2 separate regions of the Mus musculus genome follow, and region 1 is linked to region 2. A link is a loop called in an ENCODE intact Hi-C map of the cell type or tissue named here. Cell type or tissue: heart. All regions are shown on one strand. Links, peaks and the distances in the headings refer to the core of each region. The heading gives the core; the rest is flanking DNA. Region 1 holds the start of Btf3l4 (basic transcription factor 3-like 4). Region 2 holds the start of Cc2d1b (coiled-coil and C2 domain containing 1B).

Region 1 (5,370 bases), core at 164-5,163, 210 kb after region 2:
CTTTTTTTTTCCTAATTCTAACTTTGTAATTGCATCATTCAGATGATAAGGATCCTGTTCTTTACATTTGAAAGAAGAAAAAAAGAAGACTCAAAAGATCGTGTAAATTACTAACCATTCTGTACTGAAGCTGAACTTAAAGAACTGACCTGTATATATCGCAGCTGTAAGGCTGAATCCATTTCACAAATAAAAATTAGAACCTATGGCTTCTCACTTTGTTCAACATTGTATCACAATGGTCAAGCAGGTAAAAGCTTTTGCATGGGAGTTGTGTGTAGAATCCAAACAGTCTTTTAGGTGTGTGCCAATCTTAGCTGTGCAGCAGACTGAAATGTGCTGATAGAAACCTCAACCTTGCATTCAAACATCCACAAAAGAGCTACAGCCATGAACTTATAGTGAAATAACACAGCACTTAAGGAATTTCTTGCAAAAAGGAGGTCAGGAGAGAATATTAAAACTAAGCACAGGACTAGCCCTTTGTGACTATTTGCATTTTAGGTAACATTCCTAAAGAAAAGAGTTGGCAGTTGGAAAGATAAGACAAAAAGTCCAGACTTATTTGAAGCAAAAGCAAAGCCCAAATTAACTCTTTCTTATGGTGTAAATGAAAGAATAATTCCATTTCAGGTGGTCAGTATAATTAAGAAATCTTATTCCTAAGGAGTATTTTATGGAAAAGACATAATTTTAGGGCATCTAGAAGCTTAAAGCAGCAGGGGAAGGAGAAATATGGCCTTTTGTCCAACAGCAAGTTGGGCTGTGTAGGATTCTAATAGAAAAAGACATTTAGACTCAGCCTGAGACCTAAAAGGTCACCTGGTTTAATCCCTACTTAATATCTTTAATGTACCTGTCATTCTTGTTTCAAGTGTGAGGTCATCTCAGATACCTGTTAGTGCAGCAGGGCATAAATTATAAACAAAATTGTTAGCTGCCTGGAAGGCCTGGAAAGTTCCTCTCTGTGTCCCAAAGGGAGAAATGACTTTCAAGGGCCACATGATCACTGAGTGAATATCCACGAATCCTTTCTGCACTTTTCTCAAGGACTTCCAAAAAGAGTATACAGAGATGAATCAATATTTATTGGATGCCCAAATTATAAGCATCCAAGTACTTTAATCATGTTTACAAAGATAAAAATAATTTGAATTTTCAGCCCTGACTTTTTATGTGAGGTTTTACCACTTAGGGCTTTGGAAAGGTATTTAGGTTCTTTGTACTTGTGTTTGTTTCTCCCGCATTAAAAAAAGTATACCATCGCATACTTTACTGAGTTGAAGGCTAAAGCATAGATTATCAAGTTCAGGTAAGACACTCAGTAGTTGGTAACTATTGTTACCATTCTTCCAGAGGGCCACTAATTAGGTATAATGAAAGAACGTGGGAACGGAAGTTGAAACCGCCATTCACCAGCTGTGTAACACTGTGCCTGGCGATCAATCATCAGGCAGTGTGAAGAGGTTATAAGGATAGGTAACTGTCTCAAAATTAAGAGAGACTTGTAAACAAGCACTTCTATTACAAAGTGAAGAGCGCTGCAACCTAGTTCGGCCCCAAGAGCTTGGTGGCCGGGTGCTAACCTCAGTTTGGGAGGAGCAAAAGAGATGACAACAGATCTGCTGCTCAAAGCGTCTGACACTGTTGTTGTGAATAATGAGTGATGGACGAGGAGGGTTCTACCCTCCTGGGTCTGGACCTGAGCGGCCAGAGCCCGGGCCCGGCTCCTCCACAGCGGGCGGTGGTGCTGGGGACCTTCCCTCAGGTGCCGACCCCCAGCTGCGCCGCCCGTAACCGACAGGCCCGGCCGGCCGCCTCCGCCCCCACTCGCCGCGCCACGGCGGAAGTGGCAGCCGGAGCGGACGGCGGGTGTCGAGAGGGGAGGGCGGGGGGAGACCGTGCGCAGCGGCCGGAGGCCGTGGGGTGGCGGGCCCGCCGGGGGTCTCACCTGCAGCGGGGAGGGTCCTCCAACACCAGCACGCGGCAAGAGCAAGATGGCTGCCTCAGCTGAGACAGAGAAAGACCGCGGCGGCAGCGGCGGCGGCGGCGGGAGAGGCCCACGTGACGCACGGCCCCGCCTCGACCGCGGGAGGGAGGCGGGGTGGGGGTGGGTACGGCAACTGCGCGCCTGCCTCCCGACTACAAAGCCCAGCATGCCTCGCGCACCTCACTATTCTGATTGGCGGCCGGGCTGCTTCCTGGAGGAGGCGGCGGTCCCCTTGGCGTCCCATTGTGTCTGCGCTTACCTTTTGTCTTGGATTTAACAGAAGGGTGGTGTGGGGTCTAGTTCGGGTTGTACACCTTGGATGTCCTTCACTAAGCATTGAGCTCTAATGGACTCTCATCAGGAGGGAAAGTCGGCAGTTGACTTGTTAGGTAGTAACTCGACCCAATACAAAAAGCAACAGACTTAACGGAAAGAAGCTTTACACTTTACGTGCTTGAGATGACTTATGTCCCAGTTCCCTCGGACTACCTCTTCAGTTGTGCAATAAAAGGCCCCAAGCATGGTTTTCTTGGACCTTATGTCAGTTGGTTGCATCATGCCTGAGTGGAAGTCCTGCGAATGCGAGTGGGGGTGGGGGGAAGGGTCCAGCGCTTCTCCAAAGTGCTTGCCTGCAAGACACAGACGCGTGCACAGCGAAACGGGCTTACCGAGTCTCTTTGGAATCCCAAACAGAAATCTAACAATGAAATGCTGTTGTCCAGTATTTTTAACTTGTGCGAGGGGGCGGGAAATTCCAAGCCCTCTGTTGTGATAGGCTGATCTCAAAGATAATAATTTGCATTTTGAATATTTAGTGTAGTGGTCCATTGGAGGGAGGGGCTAGGCTAGAGGTCAGACGTAATTAACAACGGTTTTCCTGAACCTTTCCCCAGCCCTCACCAATTCGGGCCACCTCATCCGGCTGTTTCTTTAAGCCTGGATATCAAGGACTTAGGGAAAGCAAACTCGAGATGTACTCCCACATCCTTCTACGTGATCTGCACCTTTAAACTTACTCCATTCCAAAGCGGACCCTCGAGGCACCGCCCACATCCGTCTAACATCACTTCCTTCAGTGTTTGGCTAGGAAAAAAAAAAAAAAAAAAAAATCTGGGAATCCGAGGGGTTGGGCTGAACGGCGATAAGGGGGCAGAGCGGAGCTTCTGCTGGAAATCCTGTTCCCTCAATCCGGTGGCTCTGTGCAACTACCACCGTGGAGATGTCGCTTCGTTTCGGGGCCACCTGTTTGCTGAGCTTCAGTTTCCTGCTCCTCATCACTTCTTCAGACGGACGCACTGGGCTTGGAAAGGGTCAGACCTCATTCTTACCGTAATCTTTACGGACCCCGGGCCTTCTTAACACTTTATTTTCTCACTGTATCTTAGGCCACTTTAGATTCCTTTTTATCTTCCCCAACTGCTTTTGTGGATTTCTCGGGGTCAGGAGTACCAGGTCCGGGAGAGGGTTTAAGAGAAGGAAGTTGTACTTGAGGGCGCTCTTAATTCTTGGGATTGAGAAGATATGGCCCTTAAATTAGGACTAGGTTGTTTAAGAGTCCATTCATGTGTCATGTTAGGCGCTTGGGACGCCTCCAGGAACCGTCACCTTCCCGCCAGAAGAAATAGGTCGCTTGGGAAGCCCTCAGGAACCGTCACCTTTCCGCCAGAAGAAAAAGGGTCGCTGGTGACCTGTAGTGGTCGCTTGAGTCTGAAGATTCCTCACCACGTTCCCCCGTACCCCCAAGACCCGGTTCCCTATTCCCCCAAGAGATGCAGAAAAAAGAGCAAATGAAAGGTAGACCTTTTGCTAGGTCACCAACAGTTGGTTTTGGTGTGGCTCAGCTAGTGTGTTGGAAGAAACTGATTTCTTTAGAGCGATGGATCAGTGGTTATCAATGAAGGTTAGGAAGTAAGGACCCCCAACTCCGTGTATTACCAGCCCTATTTCTAAACTTGAACACCTTCTCATCAGTTGGGTTTTTTGTTTGTTTGTTTTGGCAGCTGAATTGACTAACTGGTTGAGTTATAAATGGATTCCAGCCCTGCTTTGGATGGTTTGTGTTATGACCTTTACTGTATGGGATTTTTCTGATGCTGGTGGTGTGTGTGTGCTTCAGTGTGGTGTCTGCCCGCCTGTTTTCTGGTACACATGACTAGGCCATAAGAGGATATTGGGTGTTTTCCTCTTCTGCTTGTTCTCCACCTTATGAAACAGCCTCATTGAATTTGAGTTCACCATTTAGGCTAGAGGAGCCCTGTGTGTGTGCGCGTGTGTGTGTTTAGGTAAATGTGTGGCCCAAGGAGGCCAGAAAAGGGTGTCAGTCCCCCTGGAGGTGGAGGTGCAGGCAGTTGTGATCTGCCTCTAACATGGGAACTGAACTTGAGTCCACTGAAGAGCAGCAGGTTCTTTTCTGGTCCCAGCCCCTATTTGTTTGTTTGTTTGGTTGGTTTTTTGAGACAGGGTTTCTCTATAGCCCTGGCTGTCCTGGAACTCACTCTGTAGACCAGGCTGGCCTGGAACTCAGAAATCCTCCTGCCTCTGCCTCCCGAGTGCTGGGATTAAAGGCGTGCGCCATCACTGCCCAGCTGTTTGTTTTTAGAGCTCTTTATCTTTACATTCATTGGTGGGCATTGAGACTGAGTGGAAATTCAATGAGTCACCTCAGTTCAGTATTGATTTTCGATCATCAGCCATGTTTTGATCATTGACTCGGGTACTAGAGACATGACAATGAAGAGAACAAACAAGGTTCTTGCTTTCACTGGGTGTATATTTAAGTCAGAGAGTGCAATAGGATAGATCTACGACAGATTAATAAAAGAATTTCAGCTTATATAATACTGTGGTAGATTGGGAAGTACAGACTGAGGAGGGTAAGGGCGCTGGCATCTACCTGAATTAGGAGGGTGAGAAAAAGCTTTTCTTTTCTTTCTTTCTTACTTTTTTTTTGGGGGGGGGGTGAGAGACAGGGTTTCTCTGCAGCCCAGGTTGTCCTGGAACTCACTCTGTAGACCAGGCTGGCTTCGAACTCAGAAATCCGTCTGCCTCTGCCTCCTGAGTGCTAGGATTAAAGGTGTGTGCCACCATGCCTGGCAAAGCTTTTTCTTTCTTTTCTTTTTTCTTTTGAGAAAGAAGTTTTTCTAAGGTGATATGTGGGTTTCTGCCTATGAAGGAAGTGCTGAAAACTGCACAATGGGTCCTATTAAGTCAAAATGTTCCAAATACTGATGATCCTATTGTAAAACAGGCCGCTGTGTATTTAGAATAGAACTGTATATACAGAGGGAGACTGGAGTGCTAGGGTGTATGCAGAGCTGAGTTTCAATGTGTTCTGCCAGTGACCAGACGAGATGCCTGTGACAAGTAGCTTAATCTCTCTC
Region 2 (5,370 bases), core at 225-5,224:
GCAGGTATACATGTAGACAGAGCACATTAAAACCAACAAACAGGTTGGGGATTTAGCTCAGTGGTAGAGCACTTGCCCAGTATGTGAGAGGCCCTGGGCTCAGTCCTCAGCTCTTGGGGGGTAGAAAAAACAACAAACAAATAACAGCTGGGCATGACTTCATGAGTTTGTAACCCCAGCATTGGGGAGAAGCGACTGGGGATTCCAAGAGCTCACTATCAGCAAGACTAAGCTGAAACAGCTTCCAGTTCAGTGAGAGACCTTATGTCAAGGGAATAAGGTGAGGATGGAAAGCTGCAGATGAAAATGCGAGGTCCTAAATGAGCATGACATACAAAACATGCTCACAAGCACAACTCCAAACCCATTTTTCTATCATCTGAGCACGACAATAGCCTCCAGGAAAACTATGTGTAGAGACGTAAGAAAACAGTGTAGGGCTGGAGAGATGGCTCAACGGGTAAGAGCACTGACTGCTCTTCCGAAAGTCCTGAGTTCAAATCTCAGCAACCACATGGTGGCTCACAACCATCTGCAATGAGATCTAATGCCCTCTTCTGGTGTGTCTGAAGACAGCTACAGTGCACTCACATATAATTAATTAATTAATTTTTTAAAAGGCTTGTGCTAGCATACCCATTGTTTAAAAAAAGAAAAAGAGAACAGTGTAAAGTTTATTTTGACATAATTGGCACAATGGTGATTCTTTGCCATTATCCACTTACATGTGGTGAGTTTTTTTTTTTTTTTCCTTCTGCACTGGTCCCTCTGGCCATTATCCACTCTTAACCCTCCTTGTTCTATTATTATAAACTATCTCCTAAATTATACTCTGGCTCATTTGAGTCTGTTATGTGGGAAACACAAGATCTGGGAGCCTGTGGCAGGCCGGAGTGAGAGTCCAGTAAGAGGACAGATCCCCACTGAAAAGGAACTGTTGCAGAATGGGAGATGAAGTCAGTGGCCACATCTCCTGTTAATTTACATACACGGGTATGACTAGGTCTGGGAGGTAGCTGGACTGGCAGGGTGCTTCTAGCAGGAACAAATCTCTGTGTCTCATCGACAGCACCTCAGAAGTCCCAGAGGTGTAATGCCTGCACTAGGAGATGCAGACAGGAGGATCACAAATTCCATGTCATCCTTCACTACAAATCAAATTCAAGGTCAGGATTGAGTACACGAAAGTTTCAAACAAACCAGCCAGGTGGTGGTGGTGCACTCTTTAAGCCCAGCACTCAGGAGGTAGAGGCAGGTGGGTCTGTGTGACCTTGAAAACAATCAAATGAAAAAACCCAAAGCTGTAGGAATCACTATCTACTGTGTATTATTTGTGTGTGTTAATTTGAATGTCGGAGTGCAGGCAGGCCTGCATCTGTGTAGGGTCAGAAGACAACTTCTGGAAGTTGCCTTAGTAAGGCAGTTTATGAGTCAGAGTTCTTACTATGTAGCCCTGGCTGGCCTAAACTAGACCAGCTGCAGGCAAACTAAAGGACTCTGCCTCTGCCTCCCGAGTGCTGAGATTTAATGCATGCGCCACCACGAGGGCTGCAGAACTGATCTATCAGAACTGAAGCCTGCAGTCTCTCCACGAAGTGAGACTACGCACGTGGTGTGGGGTATCTCGGGGTTTGGTCTATCTGCAGGTCAGTTCCATCAATCCCCATATAACAGGACTCCTTGAGGTAGAGGCGACCCTTCAGCTTGCAGGGATGCTCCGGCCTCAGTTAATCGAGGGCTTTGGTTCCTCTAATCTGAAGTTTTGTCCTGCCCTCTGACTAGAAAGGAGCTCTATTTCCCAGAGAGCTGGTTTTCCGTGCCTAAGCTGCACAGACTGGAGGAAGCCGCATCCTCCAGGATCTCAGCACAGGGACGCGGCTCGGCTGCCTATTGGTAGCCAGTAGGACGCGGAAGCGCCGGGGCGCGCGAAGAGAACCAGGTAAGAGGCCTCTCGGAGAAACTACGGCAGGAATGGGGCACGCCTACCGTGGGTGAAGGACGCAGCACGCCACACCTCACGACGCTGCCGCCAGCCGGTATCGCGTTACCTGCTCCAAGATGCCTGCGCGCAGCCGGCCCCACCCTCGGCGTCACCTGTGGGCGCGCCCCGCCCGCTTCCCCGCGCACATGCGCACGGCGACCCGCCGGCTGTGGTGTCACGTGCCGGGCGCCTGCCACCGCCTCCTGGGCGGGAGCTTCCTGTGGCTGTCTCCGCCGCGGCCGCCCGGGGGCCGCGGAAAGCTAGGCGGTTCCGGGCTCGAGAAGGCCCGGTTTTGGTTCGGATCCGCCGCGAGGTATGCCACGTGCCCGCTTCCCGGCGTGTGGACTCTGGGGGCGGCCGGGGAGATAGAGGCGGCTTGGGTCGGGCCGGGCGGAGCCTGGCATCGGGAGGGCCGCGACCGGCCTGCGGCAGCGGAGCATCTCATTCTCCCGAGCTCCTTCACTCCCGCACCCCACCCCGGCTGACGCTTCGCTGTTGACTGCAGTCCGAAATGTGACACTTGGAGTGGCTTACGCCTGTGCGCTCACACCAGGGAACCTCGCAGCCCTGTTGATTCCCGCTCCGGACGCGGGATCGTGTCTTGTTTCTTAATCCCCACGCCACCTCACGCTTCTTCATAGATTTGCAAGATGCTCAGGGCTGAGGTTTCCCGCCCTATATGATCTCCCACTTCCCTGGGCACCTTCTGCATCAACCCATAATGCTTCCCAGTGTCTAACGCCCAAGTGTCTTTAAAGCCTTAAAGCTGTTTCTCTTTCTCCCCTAGTTCATGCCTTCATTTCTAGCCTTACGGTTTGGTTTATGCCTCCGTGGTGCTGGGCGTTTCTTCTCCTTGTGTAGGCCAAGCCAGTTCTCACCTCAGAACTGGTGTCAGTTCGTTTGATTTGCTTGGAGTTCTGCTATTCCCCAGTGTGCAAACTTCATGACTCAGCACAGGCATCGTCCTCTCCTAGATGTCTTTTCTATGTCCTCGATAAGGGGCTGCCTCTTGCACCCATTGTCCCTGCAGCTGCTCTGTGGTCGTTGTCTGCCCATGGGTCTGTTTCCTTGAAGCCTGAGGTAGGAGCAAATGAGTTCCTTCCAGTGCTGGACAGGTGGTGCTACAGTACCCGCTGACCACTTGTGACACCTTTCAGAGGATCTGAATACTGAATCAGGTGCAGAGTGCCCACGGGAACTGATGATGAGAACGATCCATGCCTGTGCTGCCCAGTGGTACCCATTAATCAGATTCACCTACTGAGCACTTGAAATCTGTCTGGTATGACTGAGGAGCTGAATTTTTAATTTAAATGTAAATAGACACATTATTTGCAGAACAGACAGCCTGTCCTGGAACTCACTCTGTAGACCAGGCTGGCCTCGAACTCAGAAATCCGCCTGCCTCTGCCTCCCGAGTGCTGGGATTAAAGGCGTGTGCCACCACGCCCGGCGACAGCACTGCTTTTAAAAGCCTTTCCAAACCATTGTACCTCAAATTGCTTCCATAAGTCTGCCTTCCATGGTCACCAGTCAGTTCAGAAATTGTGTTTCCACCCCCACCCCCCATATCCCTCTGTTGACAGTGGTCCCCTGCCTTCCGTCCCCTACCTCTCCTTGCCTCTGTGCTATTAATTATAAAGTGGTGTTTTAGCCCGTGGGAGTAAGTTCCCTAACCACGGGTACCACTGTTGGGGGCCATATATCATCATCTATTCCAGTCTGAGTCTCTTCAACTTTACACCTGATAGGTATCTAGCCTGCCAAGATGCCAGGGCCAAGACCTCGGAAGGGCCCTAAGACCAGTGGCCAGGGTGCTGAGACTGCCAAGCAGGTATGGATGTGGTCTCCTTCACCCCGGGTCCACATGGAGTATGGATCTCTAAACATTTGTGGCTAAAGAAATGGCTCAGTGGTTAAGAGTGCGAGCTGCTTGCTACTTAGTGGCTTACGACCACAGCCACCTCCAGTTCTAGGGGATCCAACGCCCTCTTTTGGCCTCCATCGGCACTGCAGCCACATGCTGTACATACATATATATGGGAACAACTATCATACACATTTATTTTAAAAAACTGAAAAATCAAAACAACAATAACAACAGCAACAGAACCAGTTAAGGTTGGGTTGACTATGAGTAGTCAAAATAATGGACATAGAAAATAAGGTGGAAAGGGGAAGATGGGTTAGTGTTTCCTAGATGTATGATCAGGTTTTGCGTGTGAATTCTGTGAGTGGGTTGGAGTGATGGTTGCAAAACAATGGGAATGTATAATGTTCCTTAGCTTCACACTTGAACATAGGTAGGACAGCAGATTTCATGCTATGTGTTTACTACAATTAAATCTGGGGGGCTGGAGAGATGGCTTAGCTGCTCTTCCAGAGGTCCCGAATGGTGGCTTCCGACCATTTGTAAATACAGTTCCAGGGGAATCCAACACCCTCACACAGACAGACATGCAGGCAAAACACCAGGCACAGAAAATAAAAATAGGTCATTTAAAAAAGATTAAATGTGGTACATCATCCCACTACTAAGGAGGCAGAAGCACGAAGATTGTGAGTTCAAGGCCAGCTTAGGTTATACACTGAAAGCACGCCTCAAATTGCTCCCTTCTCCCCACAACAGAAGATCGGCTACATGTATGGTAGTATCTCTCAAGATGATAAGAATTAACTAATGATGAATAATGCTAAGCGTTGTGCCCAGCAGCTGTTGCTGTTTTTGTTAATTATGATAGTGGCTTCTTTTAAAACGTCTCCATCTTTTAGATGTTTCCTTCTCTGCACACTGGGCCTCGCTCAGAGTGGGGATGGAGCTCAGGGCTTTGCACGCCACATGACTGCTCTTCCACCGAGCTTTTTACTTTGGCACAAGTTCTCTCAAGTTGCCTAGGCTGACTTTGAACTTCTATGTATCCCAGGCAGATACTGAACCTGGAGGCTTCCTGCCTTGTCTCCCCAGTGCTAGGATTATAAGTATGTACTACTGCGCGTAATTTCATTATGTGATTTTTTTTTTAAAAGACAGAATCTCGTGCACAGCATAGGTTATCCTTGACCCCCTGATTATCCTGCCTTCACTTCCCACATGCTGGAATTGCAAGCATGTGCCACAATGCCAAGCTCTATTCGGTGATTTTACCTTTCTTTTTTTGTTGTTTATTTAGTGAGATGGTTTCCATTTCTAGTGTGGAACTCACTAGTTAGATCAGATTGGCCTTAAACTTGGGATGGTTCTCCGGTTCTCTCAAGATCTGATTTGTTATGTAATTTTAAAAACAATTATTTGTATGTCTGTGTGAATGCATGGCACATGCGTGGCTCAGATCCCTGGGCTGGAGATGCAGATGGTTATGAAACATCTACTGTGGTGCTAGGAACTGCTC

The links. A loop is a pair of places that touch in the nucleus more often than their neighbours do. Peaks named below come from ENCODE experiments on the same cell type or tissue, not always from the same donor. Only the 100,000 strongest peaks of a DNase experiment are listed, where the experiment ranks them.
Region 1: it touches region 2 in a loop (4-fold over the local background); 2 of 42 quality-filtered maps call a loop at or near these places.

The regions. Positions count from the first base shown.
Region 1 is chr4:108,831,557-108,836,926 of GRCm38, forward strand. It overlaps Btf3l4 (basic transcription factor 3-like 4), which reads right to left and starts at 2,084. Exons shown (of 6, transcript NM_027453.3): 1 at 1,952-2,084. Txndc12 (thioredoxin domain containing 12 (endoplasmic reticulum)) reads left to right here and starts at 3,122. Exons shown (of 7, transcript NM_025334.3): 1 at 3,122-3,300. The coding sequence starts at 3,210. In heart, for the core only: a CTCF peak has its summit at 3,151; DNase peaks (open chromatin) are centred at 2,095, 3,035 and 3,585; H3K4me3 peaks cover 4,623 bases; H3K27ac peaks cover 4,060 bases.
Region 2 is chr4:108,617,780-108,623,149 of GRCm38, forward strand. Cc2d1b (coiled-coil and C2 domain containing 1B) reads left to right here and starts at 2,177. Exons shown (of 25, transcript NM_177045.3): 1 at 2,177-2,294; 2 at 3,733-3,815. The coding sequence starts at 3,750. It overlaps Gm12743 (a long non-coding RNA gene), which reads right to left and starts at 2,076. Exons shown (of 3, transcript XR_003955254.1): 1 at 1,987-2,076. In heart, for the core only: CTCF peaks have their summits at 2,247 and 3,966 (motif pointing left); a DNase peak (open chromatin) is centred at 2,112; H3K4me3 peaks cover 2,035 bases; H3K27ac peaks cover 1,994 bases.